4 separate regions of the Homo sapiens genome follow, and all the other regions are linked to region 2. A link is a contact called in ENCODE Hi-C or POLR2A ChIA-PET data. All regions are on one chromosome and are shown on one strand. The core of a region is the stretch at or near the end of the contact, and the rest is flanking DNA. Distances in the headings are between cores, read along the strand shown. Region 1 holds the start of LINC02324 (long intergenic non-protein coding RNA 2324). Region 2 has its middle 260 kb from the start of LINC02290. Region 3 has its middle 17 kb from the start of LINC02324. Region 4 has its middle 53 kb from the start of LINC02324.

Region 1 (3,041 bases), core at 198-2,697, 630 kb before region 2:
AAGCTCTTCCTGCCCAGGGTCTTGTACTTGTTATTCTTTCTGCTTGAAATCCTCTTTCCTCGGGCTCTGCACATGGACATCTCCTTGTTATACTTTAAAACTCAGTCTAAATGACACTTCTCGAAGAGGATTTCCATGTCTATTGTGTTTCTGTCATAGCACATACCCCAAGCCATGAGTACTATGCCTCATTTATTAGTTTGTTTTTTTGTTTGTTTGTTTGAGATGGAGTCTTGCTCTGTCACCCAGGCTGGAGGGCAGTGGCGCATTCTCAGCTCACTGCAACCTCCGCCTCCCAGGTTGAAGTGATTCTCAGGCCTCAGCCTCCCAAGTAGCTGGAATTACAGGCACACACCACCATGCCCAGCTAATTTTTGTATTTTTAGTAGGGATGGGGTTTCGCCATGTTGGCCAGGCTGGTCTTGAACTCCTGGCCTCAAGCGATCTGCCCACTTTGGCCTCCCAAAGTGCCGAGATTATAGGCATGAGTCACTGCACCCAGCCTAGTTTGCTTTTTATTGTCCATCTTCCTAATTAGGGTGAAATCTACAAGAAGGCAGGGCTACTGTCCATTTTCTTCACTGCTGGATCTCCGGCACATAGCCCTGGTTCTGACACCTGCCAGGGGCTTGATAAATATTTGCATCACCCACTCCACTTGTGCACTAGATGCCACCTCCCCTCACCTCCTCGAGGCATCTCTCCACCGGTCCCTCCTCTCTTGTGCATCATCATTTCTCCCACTTTCCTGGATCATTCCCCTCTGCAGACAAATGTGCTGTAATTTCTCCTATCTTAAAAAACAAAACAGATAGACAAAAAATCTTCTCTTGGCCCACATCCTCTTTCAGCCAACACGCTGCACATTTTATTTATTGCCTATCTCCTCCACTAGGGAAGAAGCTCCATGAGGGAATGGCTTGTGTCTGTTTTGCTTATTGCTGTATCCCTAGTACTTCAAAAGTGCCTGGTGCATAACAATTTTTGAGTTGATTGAATAAATCCTTTTGTGGAATAAATGAATAAAACAGTAAAGCCTTTTTCAATCAATAGAGAGAAAAATCAGTCTTATATCTTGAGCAATGTCTAAATAACTTAAAAGATCAAGATGGAGGCTGGGCACAGTGGCTCACGCCTGTAATCCCAGCACTTTGGGAGGCCGAGACGGGAAGATTGCTTGAGCTCAGGAGTTTGAGACCAGCCTGGACAACATAGTGACCCTGTATCTACAAAAAATAATTAATAAGAAAAGATCAACATGGAACCAAAAAACAAATATACATAGGACAGCTCTATAAAGATATGTAGCAGGTACTTACTGTGTATGTGTATTTTCCATTCTCTGCCTTCTAATATGAAAAGGTTGACAGGATAGTTTGAGGGAGAAAGGAAAATTTGCCATAGATTCCTCAGCATCAGGATAACCTCATTGCCTTAGGGCAAAAAATGAAGCCCAGAGGTAGTGACTTTTCCCAAACTCAGTGTCCTCCCTTCTAAGGGCTTAGGGCATAATCTTCCACAAAACACATCCGGATTGCTAACTCACAGTAAAGGAAAAGTTCTTACGTTTACATAGAACCCAGATGCCAGGAATTTTCTAGAAAATGGACGTGCAGTAATAGTGCCGGCCAGGAGATGGCGACGCGCCTTTCTGTCCAGGAGGACTACACTCTACGTGGCACTGAAGGACTGGGAGAGAAGGTTGGGGCCTCCTGGGGCCAGCCAGGGGCCTCTGGGGGAGGATGGCCTAGAAAACAGGGCTCTGCTTCAGAAGGCTCATTCTTGTTGGCGGGGCCCCCATGAGTAAAATAGTTGTTGTTGAATATGACACATTGTTAAGGCCTCAGATGCAAGAGCAATTACAAGTCCAGGGTGGTTGGCAGGTCTACAGTCAGGATATTTAACTCAAATTCAGGGAGTCTGAAAATCTAGGACAGCTCCTTGGCAACCCCGGACTGACAGATCTTTTGTTCGACTTTTCCTAGGTTTAGGCAACAGCCTCTGAGAGCCCACTAGATTTCCTCCAACATGGAGACTCAACCTAGCCAACATTCTACCACAAGAATCAGTACCTGGGCTTTGGGGTCCACCAACGCTTAAAATTGAGTAACTGAGTGCAAGGGTTGCAGGTAGGCAATGTGCCGATAGACATTTACATTTCCTAGAGAGAAAGTCCTTTGTTCCATCTCTTTCTCCAAGGGCTCTGTGATTCAAAAACCGGGACAGGCACAGTGGCTCACGCCTGTAATCCTAGCACTTTGGGTGGCTGAGGTAGGAGGGTCACTTAAGCTCAGGAGATTGAGACCAGCCTGGGCAACACGGCAAAAACTTGTCCCTGCAAAAAATACAAAAATTAGCTGAGCTTGGTGGCACATGCCTGTAGTCTCAGCTACTTGGGAGGCTGAGGTGAAAGGACTGCTTGAGTCTGCAGTGAGCAGGGTTGACAACACTGCACTACAGCCTGGGCAACAAAGTGAGACCCTATCCCGAAATAAATGAATACATAAGTAAATAAATAAATAAATAATTTAAAAAAAACGTTAAGCAACTACTCCAGTCTTTCCTCGCTAGAGGCCTCACTAATTCTTTACCCCAGCAAGTCCTCTGGGATACTGTAATTCTCCATTTTTTTTTTCATTGAGATGTGTCTCACTCAGGGGACAGAAAACACCATCTGTTATTTGAACAGAGAAGGTAATGTAAGAATTACTGGGGCCGAGCACAGTGGTTCACACCTCTAATTCCAGCACTTTGGGTGACCGATGAGAGAGGATCACTAGAGTCCTGGAGTTTGAGACCAGCCTGGAAAACATAGTGAGATTTCATCTCTACAAATAATAAAAAATTAGTAGGGTGTGGTGGTGTGTGTCTGTAGTCCCAGCTACTCCGGAAGCTGAGGCAGGAGAATTGCTTGAGCCCCGGAAGTTGATGCTGCAGTGAGCCATGATTGTTCCACAGCACTCAGTGTGAGTAACAGAGTGAGATCCTGTCTCAAAAAAAAAAAAAAAAAAAAAAGGTTGTTAACTAGATAACTAAAAGAG
Region 2 (2,955 bases), core at 43-2,542:
AATCAGTGCATATTGGTTAAGCCCTGCCAACTAGGCATTTGCAAGTGGAGGTCTCAAAATACACAGGCTAAAAGACTCATCCTCTGAAGTTTAAAAACTAACTGGAAAGCTAAGACATAAACTATAGATAAAAGTTAATTATTAAATAACAATTTAACAGTAAGAGAGAAGAGATATCCTTGGGCAGTACTGATTCATCACTGAATGAGTAGAGCCTGCATTAATTCTATAGGAGTTCACAAGATGGGGAAGTCAGAGCTTATGTGATTCTGATTTGCCACAGAATGGTTTCCTAGCAACCATTACTAGCTGAGAATCAGCTCACTCTGCTGTTTTGAACCAGACCTTGCTCTGTTAGAAAAATGAGTCAAATAAATGCCAGCTTAAGGTAGAATTTCACCACGTAAAACTATATTTGAAATATATGACTTTTGAACAAAGATCTAAAGTAATTTCCTTCGCCAGAACTTAACAAAGGTGGATGTGTGGAAATGGAAGTGGCACCAGATTTAGGGACTTGGACACCTAATTTTTCTCAGGAATGGGGGTGGACAGTGGTGAGTGAAGAGGCAAAAGACAGACTCAAGGAAAGTGTGGGCGGGGAGACAACAGAACCCACATGGGAATTATGGAATTGAATAATTCCCTAGCCACACCTGGCCCAGGAAATTTTGAAGTTCTTACAGGTACAGGGTTGGGAAATTCATCATTTGCACATAATTCCTGGAGACTTGCTTCATATCACCAGCTTCTACTTTGTCCCCAGAGACATTTCTACTTCTACTTTGTCTCCAAGAGACTGTGCATCACGTGTTTCCTGACATAGAAAACACGGCCTTCACCTGATGGTTTCTTTCTAGATCTCTCACCAAGTCTTACCACCTCTGAGGATGACTGAGCGGAAGAGGAAAGACCTTGAGGCTATTGTGGGAAGCAGGCCCAGGGCAGTGCTTGTTTTGAGCTTATCAGTACCTTACCATGCATTTGTTTTCGTTTTTTAACTATTATGAACACTGCTGAAATGAACTCTTTGGGTGAATTTCTCCTGGTGTATGAGAATTTTGTAGACCTTGCCATGGACTTGTGTATGTGCATCTCCAGCACCCAGTAGAACCACACAGAGGAGGCACAATTCATCACTGATGGAAAGAGTTTCCAAAGCAAACTCTTCCAGCTCACACATGACAGAAAGGCATTTCTTGGCCCTTCCGATAGAAATGTAGATTCCCAGAGTTCAGAGTTGAAAGACACTTTACAGTTCAAATACGTAGAATCTAAAGCAACAGACAATTCTGCCTTGTGGTTTAGTTATTACATATCTGTGCCCAACATCTCCTGGAGAGGAAACTGCCTCCTACCTTTCCCCTTTGTACAAAAACAACAATCAGATACTCTCAGAGACATCGAAAAGGCATAGTTTAAAAAAAAAAACCTAGTCAATAATATTGAGAATGAGATGTAAGTTAAGAGATCCTAAAAAAATTTTTTATTATTCTTAAAATCTCGTAAGGTTTTAAGTTTAGTTGAATTAAGATTAATTAGAGTTCTATTAATAATTGGTCACTTGAGCACAATTTTCCAGTACTGTAATTTCTATTACATATTGAATTTCATGGAAAGCCTTTAGATATCAATGTTGTGCCAATACGAGAAATTTACTGATAATTTTTTTTTTTCTTTTTTTTGAGATGGAGTCTCACTGTGTCACCCAGGTGCAATGGCACGGTCTCAGCTCACTGCAACCTCTGCCTCCTGGGTACAAGTGATTCTCCAGGCTCAGCCTCCCGAGTAGGTGGGGCTATAGGTGCATACCACCATGCCTGGCTAATTTTTGTGTTTTTAGTAGAGACAGGGTTTCACTATGTTGGCCAGGCTGGTCTTGAATTCCTGACCTTGTGATCCACCCACTTTGGCCTCCCAAAGTGCTGGGATTACAGGCTTGACAAATGTTTTGTTTCAAATGGTAGACTAAGCCATCCAAGTGCATTTTAGGTGTTCCTTGACATTTTTTTTTTTTTTTGATATATCAATTTTTATGAAAAGTGATTAATTTATTTGAATGTAGTCGTAAGAGTCCAGGTCCCACCAAAGTTGGTGGGTCTCCTGGTTTCTGTCACCTGAATTCAGCCTCTGTTCTGGTGGATACAGTGGTATGTGGGGTCTGGCTCATACAAGCCTGCAAAGGTTTGTTCAATATTCAGGCATTTTGTGAACCAGAATCAGTATTCAAAATTAAATGATATAAACTCACACTTCGGCCGGGCGCGGTGGCTCACGCCTGTAATCCCAGCACTTTGGGAGGCCGAGGCGGGTGGATCATGAGGTCAGGAGATCGAGACCATCCTGGCTAACAAGGTGAAACCCCGTCTCTACTAAAAATACAAAAAATTAGCCGGGCGTGGTGGCGGGTGCCTGTAGTCCCAGCTACTCGGGAGGCTGAGGCAGGAGAATGGCGTGAACCCGGGAAGCGGAGCTTGCAGTGAGCCGAGATTGCGCCACTGCAGTCCGCAGTCCGGCCTGGGCGACAGAGCGAGACTCCGTCTCAAAAACAAACAAACAAACAAAAAAAACCTCACACTTCAATAAATTACATTTAAAACAAGGCTAATAGGTACTCAAAACTCATGACTTCCTAATGATTTGGCTGTATTTTACTATTGTCTATGCTCTTGGGTTTTCTTTGTTATGCCTGGTGAATCTGTCTGGAAATACTACTATCTGTGTTCATCTCTTCCAACACTGTGTTCAGTAACATTATGTTGATACCATGAAACCAGCTGTGGCGGGAACATTTACACTACTAAAAGTGGCAAACACTACAAATCAGGGCTTTTATGGTAGAGCTAGTTGTTAGACATTTACCAACACGCTCTTGGGGCTCATGTCACCTCTGAGGTGACACTGAATTGTGAATCCTGGCCAACATTCCTTCCACCATCTGGCTCATGTGTTCCC
Region 3 (2,741 bases), core at 85-2,584, 640 kb before region 2:
TGTATTTCTCCATTTTTATTGGTCCATTTCAATTCATTTGCAAAGGGCCAATCAACTGCTACTGTGTTTAATTCCAGAATCCTGCTAGTGGAGGTTTATAAACAAGGTATCTGTGAGGAGATGGGGATCTGAAGGGTGCCCTGCAGGGAAGCTTACTCGAGCCCTGGTTGGTACCTTGGTGACCCCAAGCCCCATGCAAATCATAATGTTGGCTTTTCTGGTGTGGCTACTCCCCACCCTAAGTCACACTGTTACTATCTGGCCAGCCTAAGACCCCCAGGCAAACAAAGATGACCTCCCGGGGGCCAAGGGTAAAGACTAGACCTCTTTGAGGGGCAAGGTTCAATTCTTTACTGCACAGGTAGGGAGACTTAGGCTGCAGCCCGGCTCTGAGAAAGGTTCAGCTGGGTGGAGGAGGAGTCTCTGGGCCAAAGCTGCCCTTTGGAGGAGTCCTGGATCTTGCAGAAATGGCCTGCTTAGTGCCCACCCCCTGCACCCCTGCTCAGCACTGGCTGGGAGTAAGCCTGGGGACTGTGGCTTCAGTGTGAATGTGGGGGTGGGGTGGATGCAGAGCAGTAGCATGTGGGGTATCCAGCCAGGCCTGCTCCACAGAGCAGGAGAGCAGAGCTGGGAAGGGACAGTGGGGATGTGATCTGTTAGCCTTCTGGCTGCAGCGCAGTGCAGACCTCCCTTGCCTGATATGACTGGGTCTCCACCTCTTCCACCCCAGTCTCCTGACTCCTGCAAAAAAAGAAAAGGGGGTGTGCAGGGCTGCCAAACACAGCCATGTCAGGGTGGGCCGGTCCCTGCATTGTGCGCCCACCTGCTGCTGCTGTGTTGTAGGGGAAACCGACCAAAGCACGTAGAGTTAGAACAAAACAAGAACATGGGCTGTGGAGACAGGCTGGCTTCCATGTGCCAGTCTCTCCTGCAGCTTCTGCTCTGGCTGCTGCTCTCTCAGGATCCCGTGCAGCTTTGCCTCGGCCTCACACAGGAGAGTTCTCACACGTAAGGTGGGCCTAGGGGCTGCGGCTCAGAGTCTCCTGTATTGGGATCATTACACATGTCCAGAGTGACAGCTGAGAGGAAAGGGTCCTTGCTTGTGTGCTCAGGAGATGGCTAGGGAGGAGCCACCCCAGGGGAGTTGCCACAGCCAGAATTGCTCTGCTAGGCCCTTCCCTGAAGAGACTTCAATTCTTTTATAGATTTCTCCTTCTTAAACCCAACAAGCTGTTTGGGCAAGAAACCAGGTGAAAGAAACTGAGATTATAGGGGAAGTGTGAAGTGTAGACCAATCATGTGGAACAAGGAAGGGGCGTGACTCAAAAACATAACGTGTGTGTGTGTGTGTGTGTGTGTGTGTGTGTGTGTGCGCGTGCTGACTGGCAGAGCTGGGCCTGCTCTTTATTTGGGAGCCTGCTTGCTACTTTCACCTGTGTTTTCAGCTTGTCTTAGTGCTTTTCTCTCTCATAGTCCAATCCCAGCCCAGCAGATGGTTCACTATGCTTTTAATTGAAGAATGAGGAGGAATCTTTGCACACTTAAAAAACATCCATGGCTGGGTACAGGGGCTAATGCCTGTAGTCCCAGAACTGGGAGGCCATGGCAGGAGGGCACTTGAGCCCAGGAATTCGAGGCTGTAGTGGGCTGCGATCACTGCACTCCAGCCCGGGCGAGAGAGTGAAACTCTATCTCAAAAAAACAAAACAAGATACCATCCAATCCTGGGCCAAGCCCCCACCAACACTGATCCTAAAGGAAAGAAAGCATGGCTGCAGCAGGCACAACAGGACACAGCCCCACCCTTGGAACATCGTGCTCCTGGGGACAAGACACTGGATGCGGAAGCTGGCATCCTAGAACTGACTTTTTCGTTGAGTATTATTACTGTGTTTCCTGGATTCTAAAACACTATTGATTGCAAGATGCACCATTATTCTTTTCTTTCAAATCTAGATCTGCAAACGCCATCATTTTAATAACTGCTTTTAGGCGGAGGAAAAGAAACACAACCACATCAAACGCATGCATCAACTGAAACACCCATCCTGATTTCGGGACCCTGAAAATAAGAAAAATACAGCGCATCTTAAAACTGAAATGGGAAAAAAAAAAAGGAGAACTTATAAAAACTAAATACAGAGGAGACTTTTTCTAATTCTGGAAATGAGATGCAAAACCAATACCCACATTTTGGAATCATAGTATGAGTAGGCTTTTTACCATGTATCACTGCTATTCCTTTTTTTTTTTTTTTGAGAGGAAGAAGGCGTGAGTTGACCTGGTATTACTCACCCAAAAGTGAGGCATTGGGGATATTTATATTCAGCAAGCAGTGCAGGGTTTAAACTGGTGAGTAGATATTTGCATCTTCTAACCACAAAAGTAAAATAAGAGAACTAACTGAAATTTCAGTTTTAGAATGATGATAGCTAATACTTGTGGAGCTCCTTTTTCTCCAGGCACTGCTCTAGGTCCTTTGAATGTATTAACTCATTTAACCCCATGAAAATCCTATGAGAAGGTGCAATGAACAGCTCTAGTCATAGGGATGGGAACAAGGAATCATAGAGATATTAAGCAGTGTGCTCAGGGTCCCATTGCTAGTGTATAGACTTGCACAAGGATAGTATGGCCCTATAGCCCCTCCTCTTAACTGCACTATACGGCCTCTACTAAAGCGTAAGTGAGGGAAATAGACCAAACAAAACTGAGAGTTTGTGGGTGGAGGAAATGCTGAG
Region 4 (2,724 bases), core at 77-2,576, 680 kb before region 2:
AAAGATCTTGGTGATTTTGTGGAGCAAGTCATTCAGGAATGACCAGAGTATTGCATTGCATCCCCTTAGTTAATGATGGGCAGGTGACCCAGTAAGAACCAAGGAGATGTGGTGAGACTGCCCAGGGTAGCTGCGAAGATGTTGAGCTCTTTTACTAATGGTCTTGGACCAGGGAGAATGTGAGGCTGGTGATGCTGAAGCTGTCTTACCTGCACAAAGGTAAGCCTCTCTGAGAATGTGGCAGAGGCAGAAATATTTGGCCTTGAATGAGTGAATCTAATAGCCATCCAAACCCTTTCTCCTATAACTGCTCTTTTTTATTTTTTAATTTATTTTTGTTTTATTTTATTTTTAAAAAATGTTTGTGGGTATATAGTAGGTGTATATATTTATGGGGTAGATAAGATGTTTTGATACAGGCATGCAATGTGAAGTGAGCACATCATGGAGCTCTAACTACACCTGAGGAGATTGCTAGTTGTTTCAAAATACCCCTCTTCTTCATCATGTGACTAACAGAACTCCTCAAGTTTTAGCTGGGCACATGGCTACCCAAGTACTACATTTCCCAGCCACCCTTACAGCTGGTTGTGATCATGTGGTTATGTTCTGACCAATAGCATATGGGCAGAAGAGAAGTGATGAATGCAACTTATGCATTGCATCCTTAAAAGAAAGCTTCTTGCCCTTCTCTTATACCTTCTCCCTTCTTGGCTAGGATATGACAACGGAGTGACTGGTCAGACTGCAAGGAAGAGGCAGAACCCTTTCACAATCTTGGGTACGGTTTGTTCTTTGACTGTTATATGAGGCAAAACCAAACCAAACAAAAAACACTGCTTCTACTGCAGGGACCAAAAAAGCTTAAAAACGTACTTTCCCAGCCTCCTCTGTGGCTAAAGTGGCCTCATGGCACTGATGTATTCAATCAACTGGAAGCAGAGGTCAGCTGGGAACTTTGGGGATTGATTTACTTTTCTGGATAAAAAAAAAAAAAATCGGAAGTTAGCTAGCCTCTTCTTTCTGCCTTGAATGTCTAGAGCTGGACCTGTCCTCCTGTGACCCTGAAGACAGTAGAGCTGAAATGAAGAAGGAGGCTGGGTTCTTGATGACATTACTGAGCTGCTGCATAGTAACGTCATCTATGCCTATTCTGGGCTGCTTGTTGAATGAGAAAAATAAACCTCTCTCTGGACTTCTTATGTGAGAAAAACAAACCACACTTTGTTGAAGCCTCTGTTAGCTGAGTTTCATGTTATTGCAGCCCAAATGCCCAAATATCAGTGAAACTTAGTGGTGTGTCAGACAGCCCAGATGTTGATGATGTCATCTGGCCTTCTGAATACAACTGTGCCTGAGACTAAACCCAAGCCCCTGGACTTTTCAGCTATTAGAGAAAGAGTAAGTTCTCTTTCTGCTTAAGCAGTTTAGGCTGGATTTTCTGTGGCCTGGATGGAAAGACCCCTGATACAACTATGAACCAATAGCAACTAGATACATTCTGTTTTCACCTCCTCTTAGTCTCTCCCCTGATTTTACGGTTAAAAAAAAAAAAAAAAAAAGTAAAATTAGAGCAAGGAAAGAAAGAAGAAAGGAATAAAGAAGGAAGGATAAGATAAGAAACAATAGAAGACTTGAACTAAATTAAAAGAGGTTAGAGGCCAGGCACGGTGGCTCATGTCTGTAATCCCAGCACTTTGGGAGGTCGAGGCAGGTGAATCACGAGGTCGGGAGATCGAGACCATCCTGGCTAACACGGTGAAACCCCGTCTCTACTAAAAAAAAAAAAACAACACACAAAGAAATTAGCCGGGCATGGTGGTGGGCGCCTGTAGTCCCAGCTGCTCGGGAGGCTGAGGCAGGAGAATGGCATGAACCTGGGAGGTGGAGCTTGCAATGGGCCGAGATCACACCACTGCACTCCAGCCTGGGCAACAGAGCGAGACTCTGTCTCAAAAAAAAAACAACAACAACAACAACAAAAAAAAAAACAAAAGGTTAGAAGCTTTTACAGTTCCTTTGTTTGGAAACCTGGGTCCTAGTGTCCCTTGCGCAGGATGCTCGTTTCTGACTTTTGTGGCCTGCCCTTGACACCATTCGAGCATATGGATTTCAGTGGGTAGTGTGACTCAGCTTCCCATTCCCAAAACTCCAGAGCCACATTGCTGGGTCCCTTCACTCTGCTTTACTCTCCTCCCAAGACAGACGTAGCATGGGCCACGTGAATTCATCCATGTCCTGAACTAATCTGGTTGTTCTACCAGGTTACTCTTAAGTTCATGGGCCATCACCCCCTTGTACTTACTGAGCTCCAGGGTTTTCATCTCTTCTGAGAATCGACCGTTTAGTCCAATCTTAGTACAGACCAGCATTAATAGGCAATTACCACAGGGAGATAATACAGAGGGAAAAATGGCTAAAAATATACAGTGAATCACAGAAAATTACATCTCTTAAAACCTACAGTGTATTCCTATTGCCATAGCAACCCTTGGCTAGTAAAGACAGAGATGATTTATCACAGGCTTTCCCCGGAGCTCGGTTCTGCCGGAAGCACCTCCAGCCTGTGGTGAGTTCCAGCGAGGAGGGCAATGCAGACATCATACAACCGGGTTTTCTCTCCTCCATCCCTTCCAGTGGCATTTCTGCGGCAAGAAGACTTGAGTTCCTTCTATATAACCCAGGTCATCTCCCGGCCCCTTTTCTGAGATGAAAGTGGCTGTC

What was found. Hi-C counts contacts between places; a loop is a spot of excess contacts on that map. ChIA-PET counts read pairs that join two places held with the same protein, here RNA polymerase II (POLR2A). Pooled maps may share reads with other maps.
Region 1: a loop to region 2 is called in a pooled map, with 3 times the contacts of the local background. The contact joins the promoter of LINC02324 here to the enhancer-like site in region 2. A Hi-C loop is called at or near these places in 1 of 168 maps with a recorded cell type or tissue (PC-3) and 4 of 50 pooled maps. POLR2A ChIA-PET finds 5 or more read pairs at or near these places in 1 of 52 experiments (CD8-positive, alpha-beta memory T cell).
Region 3: a map of naive thymus-derived CD4-positive, alpha-beta T cell shows a loop between it and region 2 (2.5-fold over the local background). The contact joins two enhancer-like sites. A Hi-C loop is called at or near these places in 2 of 168 maps with a recorded cell type or tissue (PC-3 and naive thymus-derived CD4-positive, alpha-beta T cell) and 9 of 50 pooled maps. POLR2A ChIA-PET finds 5 or more read pairs at or near these places in 6 of 52 experiments (CD4-positive, alpha-beta T cell, CD4-positive, alpha-beta memory T cell, H1 and 3 more).
Region 4: a pooled map shows a loop between it and region 2 (4-fold over the local background). The contact joins two enhancer-like sites. A Hi-C loop is called at or near these places in 6 of 168 maps with a recorded cell type or tissue (HAP-1, HepG2, Ramos and 3 more), 1 of 37 single-sample maps with no recorded cell type and 9 of 50 pooled maps. POLR2A ChIA-PET finds 5 or more read pairs at or near these places in 3 of 52 experiments (CD4-positive, alpha-beta T cell, CD4-positive, alpha-beta memory T cell and activated B cell).

What each region holds. Positions count from the first base shown.
Region 1 is chr14:65,220,900-65,223,940 of GRCh38, forward strand. It overlaps LINC02324 (long intergenic non-protein coding RNA 2324), which reads right to left and starts at 1,448. Exons shown (of 4, transcript NR_103769.1): 1 at 1,320-1,448. RefSeq lists an enhancer at 1,781-1,920.
Region 2 is chr14:65,846,384-65,849,338 of GRCh38, forward strand. No RefSeq gene overlaps it. Among named protein-coding and RNA genes, the nearest start is that of LINC02290, 260 kb to the right of the region's middle. Within about 2 kb of position 1,293, at least 5 of the 41 ENCODE cell types and tissues checked have a DNase peak (open chromatin) inside an H3K27ac peak, as active enhancers do; they include CD4-positive, alpha-beta T cell, where a contact is called at or near this core.
Region 3 is chr14:65,204,262-65,207,002 of GRCh38, forward strand. No RefSeq gene overlaps it. Among named protein-coding and RNA genes, the nearest start is that of LINC02324, 17 kb to the right of the region's middle. RefSeq lists an enhancer at 771-880. Within about 2 kb of position 1,335, at least 7 of the 41 ENCODE cell types and tissues checked have a DNase peak (open chromatin) inside an H3K27ac peak, as active enhancers do; they include CD4-positive, alpha-beta T cell, where a contact is called at or near this core.
Region 4 is chr14:65,168,348-65,171,071 of GRCh38, forward strand. No RefSeq gene overlaps it. Among named protein-coding and RNA genes, the nearest start is that of LINC02324, 53 kb to the right of the region's middle. RefSeq lists enhancers at 900-999, 2,563-2,622, 2,643-2,724. Within about 2 kb of position 1,327, at least 4 of the 41 ENCODE cell types and tissues checked have a DNase peak (open chromatin) inside an H3K27ac peak, as active enhancers do.